2 separate regions of the Mus musculus genome follow, and region 2 is linked to region 1. Evidence: chromatin contacts called from ENCODE POLR2A ChIA-PET data. All regions are on one chromosome and are shown on one strand. The core of a region is the stretch at or near the end of the contact, and the rest is flanking DNA. Distances in the headings are between cores, read along the strand shown.

What was found. ChIA-PET counts read pairs that join two places held with the same protein, here RNA polymerase II (POLR2A).
Region 2: POLR2A ChIA-PET joins it to region 1 with 29 read pairs in embryonic stem cell. The contact joins the promoter of Kif14 here to the promoter of 9230116N13Rik in region 1. POLR2A ChIA-PET finds 5 or more read pairs at or near these places in 4 of 5 experiments (Patski and embryonic stem cell).

Annotation. Positions count from the first base shown.
Region 1 is chr1:136,410,304-136,416,969 of GRCm38, forward strand. 9230116N13Rik (RIKEN cDNA 9230116N13 gene) reads right to left here and starts at 5,216. Exons shown (of 3, transcript NR_024328.1): 1 at 4,546-5,216; 2 at 2,861-3,374; 3 at 1,613-2,524. It overlaps Ddx59 (DEAD box helicase 59), which reads left to right and starts at 4,968. Exons shown (of 8, transcript NM_026500.3): 1 at 4,968-5,120; 2 at 6,279-6,666. The coding sequence starts at 6,290.
Region 2 is chr1:136,464,729-136,472,327 of GRCm38, forward strand. It overlaps Kif14 (kinesin family member 14), which reads left to right and starts at 3,120. Exons shown (of 29, transcript NM_001287179.2): 1 at 3,120-4,446; 2 at 6,592-6,846. The coding sequence starts at 3,230.

The sequences.
Region 1 (6,666 bases), core at 3,966-6,465:
CCCACATAGAAGTGAGTTGCGCTCCCCAGGTAGTGATGAGTAAGTCACCCCACCCTTGCTTCCATGATAACACTAAGAAATATGAGCACTTCAGGGCACAGGTTCAAAGCATCTCTGGGAAAACCAAAGGAAGTTGGGCAGGGCTGGGGAACACGTAGGCATGAATGTTTCTAGGGTTGGGTTTTAATGTTCCCAAAGCTTTCAAAAGGATTGAGAAATGCTGGGAACATTGAAAATGGTGGCTAGAACCGTGTGCCTTGGTTGACATTAAAGAGACCTGCAGGTGGTTGCCTTAGTTTGATCTTCTGTTGCAGTGATGAAATGATGACCAAACCATCTCGGGAGGAAAGGGTTTGTTTGACTTACACTTCTGGGTCTAGTCCATCACTGAAGGAAGTCATCACTGAGGGAAGAAATCAAGCAGAAACGGGAGAGGGGTAGGGGAGGAGGGGGAAGGGACTTAAAAAGAATCATAGAGGAATGTTGCTTACCGGCTTGCTTCCAGGCTAAAATTATTTCATTCACTTTCTTGTGCCACCCACAGTGGGCTGGGCCATCTCACATCAATCATTACTCAAGATGATGCCCTAACCGGCAGCCTACAAGCCAGTCTGATGTAGGCCATTCCTCAATAGAGGTTCCTCATCCCTAGCAACTCTAGTTCGTCATGAGGTAATAAAAGCAACCAGCACAGCATTGTAGTCTAATGAATGTAGGACACAGACCTTGGATTGTGTGACCATGGAAAGTTGTGTACATACTAGAACCCGTTTCTTCATTAGTACGTTGGGGATAAAATTTCTACTTTATAGTATTATACTGAAAATTAAACATGACAATGTACGTTAAATTTCTTGATGATGCCTAGGTAGAGAGAGTTCTTCAGTGAAGACCTGGACAGCCCTGGAAAATGAGCTCCTGTTTTAAAGTCGGTTGAACATGCAGTAGAGTGATATAAAATTATTTCTCCTGCTTGGGTATGGAGCATGGCAGGAGCGGGTGACTGCACTCTTGAGAATGCATTCAAATCTAAAATCCTAAAATATATATACATTAACGTTTAAGTTGCTTTTCTAATACTGATCTTCAAGTTTATAAAAGTAAAGGGCTAGAACAGACCTACCATCTTTATGGAAAGCGGCTGATCTATTTTTAACCATTGATGGACTTGAGGCAAACAGATGAACAGATCTGAAGATCAATATTAAAAAAGAGGTTTGCCCTATTAAATTCCTCCTCCTCTTCTTCCTCCTCCACAGCTTGGCCTCAAATTCTTGACCCCTGCCCTGCGCTTTACCCTCCTGAGTGCTGGGATCATGGTGGTGTGCTGTCAGACCTAGCCATCATTTTTCAACATTCACCATTCTATAGAAATACTGTGTTTCCAAACACCATCATCACATTGAGGCACTGAAAAAGGACAAACTGATTCTAAGAGCTGTACTGAAGATTAATTAAAGATAATTAAGAAACTCCTAGAGAAAGTCAAAGTGGGGGAACATGTTCTTCCAGCTAGCAAAACCTGTAATAATGCTATAGTAATAAGACAGGGTGGTAATGGCATCGGGAGAGATGACCTAGAGGAGAATAATGAGCCCTGAAACATTCTAGTGCATTTTGAAACATTGATACATCCCAGATGTAACATTGACAGTCATTTGAAAAAAGATCCTAGTTAATAACTACTATTCAGACAACTACCTTCTTGCCAACTGAAGTCCAAATCCTCTCCATTCTAATCAAGAAGTCGATCCTTACTTCATAGCAAACACAAACTAATTCCAACGTGGAGCCATGATTTAACTATAAACAAGAAAACCAAAACTTCCCAAAAATCCTAAGAAAAGAAATCTTCATTTTAGGATATGCAAGGCTTTTTGGACATCAAAGTTGCTAGCTACAGAAGAAGAGACAGACAAACCTAAGTACATTAAACTTGTTAAGTTTTACTCATCAAAAGACTCCATAAAGGAAGCAGGAAGAGAACCCAGAGTGGAGAAACAGGCCTGGCATCCCAGTGTTTAGAGTTTCAATCCAGCCTGGGCTGGGGAGGGAGAGTCTGCCTTGGACTACAACTGGCAAATTTTAAATAGAGACTGAATCACAGCCATAGTATTGCTTCAATGTTAAATTACCTAAATTTGAGCATTGTTCTGTGGATACGTGAAAGAACAGCTTTGCCTTTGGATGCTATAATGTATTCTCACACTGTTCAACAACACAAATCCTGTTCCAAGCATACGAACTGAGCCCATGTGAGGAACATGGATGCTTCATTCGTCAAAACTTTTCAGAGTCTGATTCTTTTCAAAGTCAACTTTAAAACTGAAAACATAGGGGCTGGAGAAGATGTTTCAGTGATTAAGAACACTGGCTCCTCTTCAAGGCCCACGTTCCATTCCCAGCACCCACATGGTAGCTCACAACCTTCTGTAACTCCAGTTGTAGGGGTTCTAACATCCTCTTCTGGCCTCTGTGGGCACTGTATACATATGGTTTACAGACATACACGCAAATAAAATACCTATAAACAAAACATAAAATAAGAATTATTATTTTTATTGAAAATAATTTTTCATACCATATACTGTGATCTTGGTCTCCCCTCTCTCAGATCCTCCCAGATCCTTCCCAACTCCCCACCCACCAACCATATCCCTTTCTTTCTCTCTTTCTTTTCAGAAACAAATAGGCAAACAAACCAGAATTTTTAAAAAAGAAAGAAAAAAGGGAACACAGACACACAAAACCCAAAACCTATAATAACACAAAACTAGAAACTGTAATATATAAGCAAAAGACTAGTTAGACATAAAATGCAGAAACAAAGTAATATGAGACAAAATGTCTACAAAAATACCATTGATCTGGTCATCCACTGCTGGGCATGGGATGGCTGTTAAGGGTGGCTGGCTTGTACACCCTGTGAGACTCCAGTGGAGAAAGTTATTTTTTTCTTTGCAAGCAGGTATCAGTTGGAGACAGCTTCTTAGGAATAGGAGCTCATGTCTTCTTGCTTCTCTGTTCTAGGACTCCATCTGTCTTGAACCTATTCAGGCCCTGAGCATCCTATTTCTAGGAGTTCATATATGTGTGTCAGTGCTGTTGTGTCTGGAAGACACTGTTTTCCTAGGGTCATCTCTGGTTCTTACAATCTTTCTGTCTCTTCTCCCTGGCTCTCTGAACCCTGAGAAGAGGGGTTTGATGGAGATTGAGTCTCTGTCTCTGTCTCGCTCTCTCTGGAGAAAACTTTATCTGATGATGGCAGAATGAGGCACTGATCTATGTGGAATGCACAACATAGCAGGAACAAGAGATGCTGCCTCACCGAGGCAGAGAGAACTGGCTTCCCAACGTTGTGCTCTGACCTTCATCTGCAAGTAACAAATACAATTTTAAAAAATTTTAGAGAGAAAGTCAAAGCTGAACACCTCTAAATCCTCTGACCTTACAGTGCACCTCCGAGGGACAAAGGGGATTCTCTATTGGAGGCAACGACAGTGATCTGGGGGCCTTGTTTACAATTACCAGGGGTGTGGCCTGGCTTTGTAGGGGCAGGAGTTTATATGATTGGAAGAGACTTAAATAAAAAGATACAATCTGGCCATGTGGCACATGCCAGTTAACTCCAGCACTTGGAAGGTGGAAGCGGAAGATCAGAAGTTCAGGGCCATACTCTGGTACATAATGAGTCTAACGCCAGACATGAGACCCTTTCTTAGAAGACCAAAATAAGAAAAAATAATAAAGTTATGAATATACATTAAGTTCAAAAGTATTTATTTATATTGGGAATAGGCAAATTACATGTCAGCAAACTCAGGTAAGAGTGCAAGTTTATAACCTTCAAACTCAGAAAAATGCACACATTTACTGTATGTCCTATAGACAAAGGATGTAACGTGATCCCATATTCACATGTGTTATGAAACTAAGTACAGTCTTGACAGGAACAGTATCCCATTTATCTGACCAGTAAAGTTAATTTCTATAGTACATTTCAGTGAATCATAGAAAAAAAAGTTAATAGAGGAAATACTGGGGCTGGAGAGGTGGCTCAGCGGTTAGGAGCACTGACTGCTCTTCCAGAGGTCCTGAGTCCAAATCCCAGCAACCACATGGTGTCTCACAACCATCTGTAATGAGATCTGACGCCCTCTTCTGGTGTGTCTGAAGACTGCTACAGTGCACTCATATAAATAAAATAAATCTTTTTTTTAAAGCAAATACTGGAAGGCTACACATACATAAATATATATGGTATGCATTATTTTTATAACGCTCAAAAGGTAAACAAAACATTGTCAGCCAAATGTATCTACCAAAAATGGCAAGCTGAACACACACCCACACACCATAACGAAGCAAGTAGAATCCGATACAGAAATGCTTTAGCGTTTATTAATTTACTAATGCCAACATAAAAGTCAGAGTTTTGTTTTATTAGTATTTTCACACTTAACGTAGCTGGTAAATTAATTTTGTATGCATCAAATATTGGGTCGAAATGTATCTTTCAAAAAAAAATAACACCCAAAACCTCACCTCTATTTCCCTGCTTCTCCTGTCCAACTTCCTCCCCACCCCAACAGAAGTGCAAGTCCTGGGACCTGTCAGGCTGTTCCAGAAGTTGGCAAAGTGAAGGCCACCCGTTGGAACTAGGGAGACTTTGAAGGTTGGTTTTAGTTTTGGTTTACACAGCGCGGGGCGGAGTGCTGCATCTATGAATATTTGGCATATTAACTACGCCATATCAAGTTGCTCGGATTCTCGAGTTATTCTCAGTATCTGACAGGAGGTTTTCCTGGCCCACTCAAACTTCCCACTTTCTAAGCGTGGAGGGCCCCGCCCTTCCTGGCAATCCTTTCTCACCAGCCTACTCCATGCTAGAGCCTTCCAAAAGGATTCCCACATCTGCCCGCTACCCTGTGCACCGCCCTCCGCAGCGCGTCACCGCGAGGGCGTGGCCAGATGAAGCTCCGCCTCCCGCTGTGCGCAGGCGCGGGGCCCTCAAACCCTGGCTGGGATTGCGGAGCTTCCCGGCTACTCGGCCGGAAACTCGGCCCTGCGCCTGGACCGGAGCGGCCCGAGCGGGAACGGACGCGGCCCGGTCCGCGCGGGTGAGCGTGCGCCGCCCTGGCAGCTCGGGCCTCGGGCCTCCGGCTCCCGCTCCTGTGCTCCGGCGTAACCTGCGTGCTGGACGGCGGCTGCGGACTAAGTCACGCCGCTCGCCGGGGTCCTCGTGACGTGCGCGTGCCTGGAGCGCGGGCCCGCGGGCGGGTGGGGAGGGCGGGAATGCGCGGGATGCGGGCGTTGCCTGGAGCCGGAGGAGGAGGTTGTCGGCTCTGCCGCCCCGAGCGCCCCACCCATTCCCGCTCCTCAGAAGCTTCAGGCGGTTTGGGTGCCATGTTTTTTGTTGGTTTTTTTTTTTTTTAATAGAAAATGGGTACTAGCGATTTCTTAAGTTTTGTTTTGTTTTTGAGAAAATTAAGTTTATTTCATGGTCCCAAAATGTTAAACATTCTTTCCCCAATCACTAATTTGTTCTCCAGAGCAGGAATACTTGGTTTCTAACACTTAGGAATTGTTATTTGAATAAATAAACTTAATTCCTAGGTGGCTGGAGTTTTCATCTGCTTCTGTGTGTGTGTATATATCAGTGTTTTTCTTTGGAATGTGGAACTCAGACTCTCACTTGCTAGCAAAGCACTCTACCACTGAAGTACATTCCCAATCATTCAATATACATGTATCGATTATGCTACCTGATATGTATATCATGTAAATATATACATATATGAACTTAGGGTTGCAGTGACCTACTTTCCCAGGTTGTGAAGATTAGCAAAAAACGACGGAGAATGAGCACTCTTATGTATATAAATATAATTGCATTTTCCCCTTTTGAACTGTTGTTTTGATTTTTTTAAGATTCTTAATTGTGAAGTATCTTCTTGTGTGAAAATGCAATTGAAGGATATGCTGTAGAATTTCTATAATACCTGCTCCATAATAGTACAAGTGATGGGTCAACAGAAACAGGTGGCGTGCACAGCAAGGTTGTGGGGAACCGTAGGCAGTGTTTCATAGGGCAGTGTCTGAGGAAAAAGACTGTATCCCTTCCCCCAGAGGAAATTGATAAGTGGAAGTTGGCTTAAGTAGGGACATGACGGCTTCACTATTGCCCTGAGTAAAATTCTCTGACACAACATCGTATGGGCTAACATGGGAGCTTAATTGAGGGTAAAATATATCTCATGGTGCAATTTCCTCAACAGAATGTTGAAGAATGTTTGTTCCAAGATCTTTGAAAATCAAGAGGAGTTCTAATGATGACCTCAAAAGCGGTGAAGCTAAAAAAAGCAAGCCAGAAGCAGGAGGCCTTCAGGTGGAGGGAGACAGAGATACTCCGGTCCACACATCAGTCACTGAGGAAGCTGTCACAGCAGACAAGCCCGGCCATGCATCAAGCACCAACAGTCCTTCTTGCCAGTTGGCTGAGGTTTCTTCCACAGGACCTGATGAGGGTGTGAAGGACAGCCACCCATCTGAAGAGCCTGTAAAGTCGTTTTCTAAAACCCAGCGGTGGCCAGAGCCTGGGGAGCCTGTATGTGTCGTCTGCGGTCGTTATGGAGAGTATATCTGTGACAAGACGGACGAAGACGT
Region 2 (7,599 bases), core at 1,870-4,369, 52 kb after region 1:
CTTTTTTGAATGAAACATCTTTCTTTACCCAGGTAAAGAAAGTAAATTGAGATTTTTACTTATATGTCATATTTCCTTAGTTATCTTAGACTTCTATGTTTTGAGTTATATTTGGTTTTTTTAAATTCTCGTGTTATTTGAATTTACTAATCTTTTCCCTCATCACACCTCTTGCTACTAATTGAATGAACATTTTCTCAATAGATCTGATAATCTATATTGGAAGGGGTCGGGTGTGAATTTCCCTCTAAGTAGATTTTAAGATTTTTAGGAATTTAAGAATGGGGGCTGATGGGCTGGTGAGATGGCTCAATGGGTAAGAGCACCCAACTGCTCTTCTGAAGGTCCGGAGCTCAAATCCCAGCAACCACATGGTGGCTCACAACCATCCGTAACAAGATCTGACTCCCTCTTCTGGAGTGTCTGAAGACAGCTACAGTGTACTTACATATAATAAATAAATAAATCTTTAAAAAAAAAACATTCCTTAAAAAAAAAAAAGAATGGGGGCTGGGGGCTAGAGAGGTGGCTCAGTGGTTAAGAGCACCCTCTGCTCTTCTAGAGGTTGAGTTCAACTCCCAGCAACTACATGGTGGTTCACAACTATCTGTAATGAGATCTGATGCCCTCTTCTGGAGTGTCTGAAGATAACAACACTGTACTCACATACATAAAATAAATAAATATTTTTTAAAAAAAGAATGAGAGCTGGAGAGATGACTGAGCAGTTTAAGAGCACTTTGCTTGCTCTTCCAGAGGACTTGGGTTCAATTCTTAGCACCCTTCAATTCCATGGATGCCCTAAAACTTTTTCTGCTCTCTGTGGACATCAGGAAAACACACACACACACACACACACACACACACACACACACACACGGTGTACAGACTTACTTGCAAGCAAAACACCCTATGCATACATAAAACAATAAGAAAAAAATTGTCAAGGAATAAAAATTATCTTAAAAACTGACTTTATCGTGTAATTTTTCATATAGTTAAAGCACTTCTGGGTTCCTTTTCTCTCTTACAGAATACATTTCCATTATCTCCATACTGTTAATTTGGAAAAATATTTGGCTAGAATCATTCTTTGGTTTTAGTGATTACCTTTTTTCAGGTTTCAGAATGTTATTGTAACCTTTACCGCAACAGCTTTGGACTTCCAGCCACACCACTTGCTACTTGTCAGATCATTCACAAGTTTATTAACAGACTGGCATAACATTAATACTTGATTAAAATATTCAGGATTAAAAAACAAAACTTTAATTCATCTGAACACTTAGTCCACGACATCACGTAACGACTTGAGTATGAAATACCAGAGTGTTATTATAATTAACGTGGGGGCACATGGTCATTCCCTACAGATCGTCGTGTAAAGGATCGGATAGATGAGGCACTGTCGCTTCTCCTGAAAACCCTTCAGGTGAGTGCCCGCCCCTTTGGTGGTACCGCCCAGCTCCAAGCTCTGAGCTCCAATTCCGCCCAGAGGAGGGGCGGGCCGTCACCTAGGAGATAGGGCGGGGTGTGTCTCGCGGTAGAAGCTGCACTTCCGGGGATGGGGAGGAGTGAAGGCGCGGCGCTTGACGCTACGCCCAGCGACCAATCAGGAAGCGAGGCGCGCATTCAAATTGCCGCAGCCACGGGAGCCTGTGCCGGGAATGGTGAGTGTCGAGGTCTTAGGAGTGGGAAGCGCCTCCGAGCTGAGAGCGCTGAGGTTGCTCGCCCAGCGAGCCGGTGGGCTGAGAGCGTTGCGGTGTTTGCCCAGCAGGCCGGGGTGCTTGGGTGGGTGGTGCGGCTCGGTCCCCTTTAGTCCGAGGGTCCCGGGCAAGGGGCGCGGGGCGTCGCTCTGTCCACCCGGAAGCCGAGAACAGCGCCGCGGAGCGTGGAGCGGCGAACTGGAGGGGTCCAGGTACACTGTCACAGCCTGGCAAGACTGCCAGAGTCGCCAGGAGCCTCGGCCTGTGGTCGTGACCGACTTCTCTTGTCTTCCTTCCAGTCCTCTTGGAGATCTGATGGCCGAAATTCTGCAAACAAAAATCATGTTGATCTATGCAAAGAGCAAATGGCTTTTAGTTTCTAAGACAAAGATATATTGTCCCTAATTTCACCTCATATTGGGAGGGTTCTGTATTTTCACTGAAAGTTTAGCGGGAGATGCTTATACTCGAACTCTTTCTTTCTTCCTACAATGTCTCTTTGTCAAACTTTTAAAAATGAGCTTCTGGTAATTTGTTCCTTGATTGTAACAATGTCCAAATAGTTTGAATCAGTGACATTTTGTAAGGTAGACTCAGGAATTCAATTTTAAAGAGTTGTTTACGTCCATTTAAGGAGCATGACGAAGAGTGGCATTTGCACTGTTCTGTTTTAGATAATGCCTGGCAGATATTGTTGGCCTATATTTACCTATATGTGTGTAAACGCATGCCTGTCTAGTTTGTTGTATAATGAAGAAGTGACAGATAGTGTAGTTGTCTAACTTGAGGGGGTGTGGGCATCGGTGACAGTGTCAGGCTGGCCTTGAAAGTTCCAGTCTCTCACCTCGGCCTCTCTAAGGCTGGGATCACAGGCACGGACCATCACACCTGGCTACACACGCAGTTTGTAGTGTATAATGTCTGTGGTACTTTCTTAAGAGTAGCCTCCTTTGTGACATCGTGTTAAACTCCTCTGTAGGCATTCTTGTATTTAGGATACATTGACAAGTGTTCAGAAACCTACTTTGCTGCAGACTAATCAGACTAGATGCTATGATTCCAAGCTGGGGGCACTTAAAGTATGCTGACATACAGGTGTTGACCTTTCTTGAATCACTTTGTTGAGATTAAGGTCACCTGTAAGCTCCTTCTAAGCTGAGGAAATAAGGATGGGGAGGTCCTGTCTTTGAAGTCTGCAGTGTCTGTGGGTGCCTTGCTCCTAAGGGAACCCTCAGTAGATATTTGTTGAATAACAAGTGAAGTCCTTCGAGGGTGGAGATTGTAGGAGGCTGTGTGGAGGTGCAGTGGGAAGTGGTTTAGTCCAATGCATCCTCTGAGAGTTTGCTTCTGTAGTAGGAAGATCTCTCTCTTTTTAAAGTTTGTAGTAACCGTTTTATTTTTCATTTTTTGTAGTCGGCCAGATATTTTGTTGGAAACTGAAAAGAACAAAATGCCCAGCACCCCGACAAGGATCTGAAGGGCTTAGATCCTTCACATCCTCTTAAAAATCGCTTGCTGCCAAGATGTCAGTACACACTTCGCATAGCAGACACAACATCGGAAGCCTGGAGGTTTCTTCTTCACAGAAGATTTCAGCATCCAGTGGCCTCGTCCACAGCAGCCGGCTGGAACTGCACTTGAAGGCAGATATGTCAGAGTGTGAGAATCATGATCCATTCGTGAATGCTGGAAGTAAAACCATCGACATAAATAGCACTTATGTTATCTCTGCCTGTAAAAAAACAAGAGAGACTCCTGTTACCTCTGACCCCCGGAGACTGAGCCTCCAGAGAAGGGCTACTTGTGGGGACAGAGAGTCGTCTTTACTTGGAAGTGAGTTGGGAAACAGAAGAACAGCAGACACAAGTCTTAGGTTACAACGGCGGCACGGTAGAGCGGATTATGTGGGAAAGTGGGAGACATTGAATCCTGTGGGAGGTAACCCAGGAAGTGACTCTGCCTCCCAGGCATCGAGGACAGAAGCAAAGGGTGTAAATAATGATACCCGTGTCCTGTCGTCTGTCGTCTCCGTGAAAGACTCCAACGACACCGGGTTGACGAGATGCAAAGACCCAGGTCCTCCCGTTGGTGCCTCTAATGAAAAGGTGACAGTTAAGGACACAAACAGTAGAGCGCCTGTGGGTTCCCAGCGTCAGACTGAAGCTATGAGATCAGGACACTTAGTGGTGCAACTGACCGAGAGCAAGTCTGATACCCCAGTGTCAGGAGGAAGAAACTCACACCGTGGGAATGCTGGCAAGGACACTGCTAAACAAGTCGGTACATTTGGAAGCTCAGATACAAGAACCCCAGTGAAATGTGTTTTAGAACACAGATGGACACCAAGGCATGACCCGCCTCCACCGAAAAGCCCAGCTTTATCCACACCGAAAAACAATGGGAAGGACATCCCGAAACATGGCAGTACATTCAGAAGCGCGAGCTCAGAATCGAGGACCCCGGTAAAATGTGTCCCAGAACACAGATGGACACCAAGGCATGACCTGCCTCCACCGAAAAGCCCAGCTTTATCCACACTGAAAAACAGGATTGCAAGCCCTCGAGTTAAACCGAGGCCCAAAAGTTCTCTTTTTGCAAATAAAAGGGAAAGCTCACGAGAAAGCACACTCCCTCCAGAAGAAAACAGTCTAGTTCAGAAGACCTTTACAGAGCCAGACTCCTTAAAAGTAGAGAACAGTCAGGTGACCGTGGCGGTGCGCGTGAGGCCTTTCAGCAAAAGGTACGTCCGGCGTGTTAGCTCTCAGGCCGAGAATTCCATGTCATTATGTGTCTGTAAGACTCTGCTTCTAGAAAGCCAGTGTCTTTAAAGTCATTGGCATTTTCTCTTGGTACGGGGAATTGAACCCAAGACCCCATGTAGGTAGATATAATTGAGCCACATCTTCAGCCCACCAGTGTTTAGGCTTTGATTGTAGTTATACTGGTTATTTTTATAATAGAATACAAAATTAAAATCTATATTTTATACCCATATATAGGCATACACACACAAACACATACCTCTTTTAGAAACCGAGCCAGGCAGGATTGTGCACACTTTTAATCCCAGCATTTGGGAGGAGGAGGCAGGTGGATCTTTGGATTTGAAGCCAGGCTGGTTTGCGAAACAAGTTCCAAGCCAGCCAAAGCTACAGAGTGAGGCCTGGACCTAATGTGGCCAGGGGCAGGGGGAGGTGCCCTGAGTGAGTCATTTCATTCTCTCATGCAATCGCCTCTCAAATCTTTGATTTGTAGTGCTTGGGAATGTCTTCTTTCCTTTCAAAGAGCCACACAAGCTCATAGCTTCCCCAGAGAATGTTCTAGAATGGCATTCATCAACCGTATCACCTGCATTTGGTACATAGTGCTCATAAATGCAGAGGCTTAGCACACTTGATTTTGAAGGCATAGAATATTTCTTTAAAGGTGATTGCAGTTGGCGAGTCACAGATTATTGATAAGACTTTTAAAAAGTCAGCTGGGTGTGGAGGCCAGGCCTTTGGTCCCAGAGCTCACAGGCAGATCCCTAAATTCAAGGCCAGCCTGGTCTACAGAGTTAGTTCCAGGAAAGCCAGGGCTACACAGAGAAACCCTGTCTTTAAAAAAAAAAAAAAAGTAAAAATACTTATAAATGAGTGTATGCGTGTGCAATAAAATTGCTTGTAAGAATTTTTTTTTCTTTCTTTTTTTGAGACAGGGTTTCTCTGTGTAGCCCTAGCTGTCCTGGAACTCACTCTGTAGACCAGGCTGGCCTCGAACTCAGAAATCCGCCTGCCTCTGCCTCCCTCCCAAGTGCTGGGAGCAAAGGCGTGCGCCACCACTGCCAGGCACTTGTAAGTATTTAGTTGTTAGTATGTGGGAAACTTAGTGGATTTGGTGAGCACTATTTCAGCAAAGGAACTTAAAAGAGTTTGAACTGAAAGAGTAGTTCGAGGTAAGTTAATAAGTTATATAAAGGTTTTTGTTTTGTTTTGTTTTAAAGCAAATATGTGGTGGTGATAAGGGAGAGAGATGCTGGTGAGTTGTCCTAAGAAAGTCAAACTAACAAAAGCGTCACATCCATGAAAGGGGGAGAGGTGGTAGAGAGGCCGCAGGAGGGGAGGAGCAAAGCCCAGGATGGGTGACTGCAACTGTGGGGTAGTAAAGGACCAAGGAAGGGCCTGGCTGCAGACTCCAGACTCCGCTGGGAAGAGTTGAAGGGAGGGGGTGGGGGAGGGGAAGGGAGGGATTGATGACACAGATGGTTTGGAGGACACGGTAGATTTTAAAGCAGATTCTCAGGCAAGAGGCTGACAGCTGGGCCAGCAATAGCGGGTTTTCTACTAAGTGAAGACTTTCTAAGTGGGTGGAAGGATGCAAATGAAGCCTGGAGGTTTTAACTGAGGGAAGCTCATGCAAGGAAGGACACCCCACCCCAGCCCCACCCCCACCCCGTATTAACAATTGGCAACAGTATCCAGAGGACTCCAGTGTCCTCCAGGTTCATTAAGACTGTTTATATTTTATGCCAGCCTTAGATTTTTATCCCCATGCTTTTTTTTTTTAATTTAAAAAAAAAAAAGACATTTCATGATTTGAACTGAAAACATAGCTATAGGATGGGAACATTTTAAACATTTTCCATAGAAAAGTTTAAACACTGGTTTTCCGGACAAGGAATTTGAAATATCGGTTCCCTTTGAGTAGCTGCACTTGAAGGAACAGAAAATACCCTTTGGAGACCCTCCAACCTTGGTTTCTTCATTTTCTACATCAAGCTCAGGAATTTGTCCCCAAGGACAAATTTGTCCCCTTAAGCTTAGAGAGGCCTTTCTGGTACTCTGTGGAGATGGCACTCAGAGGAGTGAGAGGGCCTTGACTTTTCTCTCGCTGCTTCTTTTCATAGAGAGAAGACTGAGAAAGCATCCCAGGTTGTCTTCACCAATGGGGAAGAGATAACTGTGGAGCATCCCGATATGAAACAAGTTTACTCTTTTATTTACGATGTTTCCTTTTGGTCTTTTGATGAATGTCACCCTGGCTATGCCAGCCAGACAACTGTATATGAGACACTAGCTGCACCACTCCTGGACAGAGCTTTTGAAGGCTATAACACCTGTCTCTTTGCTTATGGCCAGACTGGCTCTGGAAAGTCCTATACGTAAGTAATATTGGTCATATGACTAACTAAACACGTTTATAAGTAATATCGGTCTTATAACTAACTAAACACGTTTATGTTTTCTTTCGTCAGAAACCTCATGGTTGTAGAAAGAATACCACTGTTGTTTTATTAAAATTTACAAACTATTGTGTGTGTGCTGTGATGTTTTATGCATAGGTACATGTGCCTGTTTGTGGAGGGCAGAGGACAGCTTTGCGAAGGTGGGTCTTTCCTTCTGCCTTCAGGTTCTGGGAATTGACCTTAGGTCAGCAGGCTTACCTTGCTGTCCCAAGATTATAGTTTTGACATCATGCAGATTTGGGCTCACGTCTCATCCGCTGTCCTAGACTAGATCTAGATATAAGCACACACTTGGCTCTCTAGGCTCTCGTTTACACATGAGATAATTTACCTTGTAAATGTAATTGTCTCTGTTTTGCTATAACTTATGTTTCTGTCTGTCTGTCTGACTGTCTATCTATCTATCTGAGACAGGGTTTCTCTTTGTAGCCCTGGCTGTCCTGAACTTGCTTTGTAGACCAGGCTGGCCTCGAATTCACAGAGATCTGCCTACCTCTGCCTCCCAAGTGCTGGGATTTAAGGTGTGAGCCATCCATGATTAGCTAATTTTGTTTTCTATATGTATGAGTGTTTTGCCTGCATACATATGGACCACATGCATACTAGGTGCCTGAGGAGGCCAGAAGAAGGTGTCAGATTCCCTGGAATTGGAGTTACAGATGGTTGTGA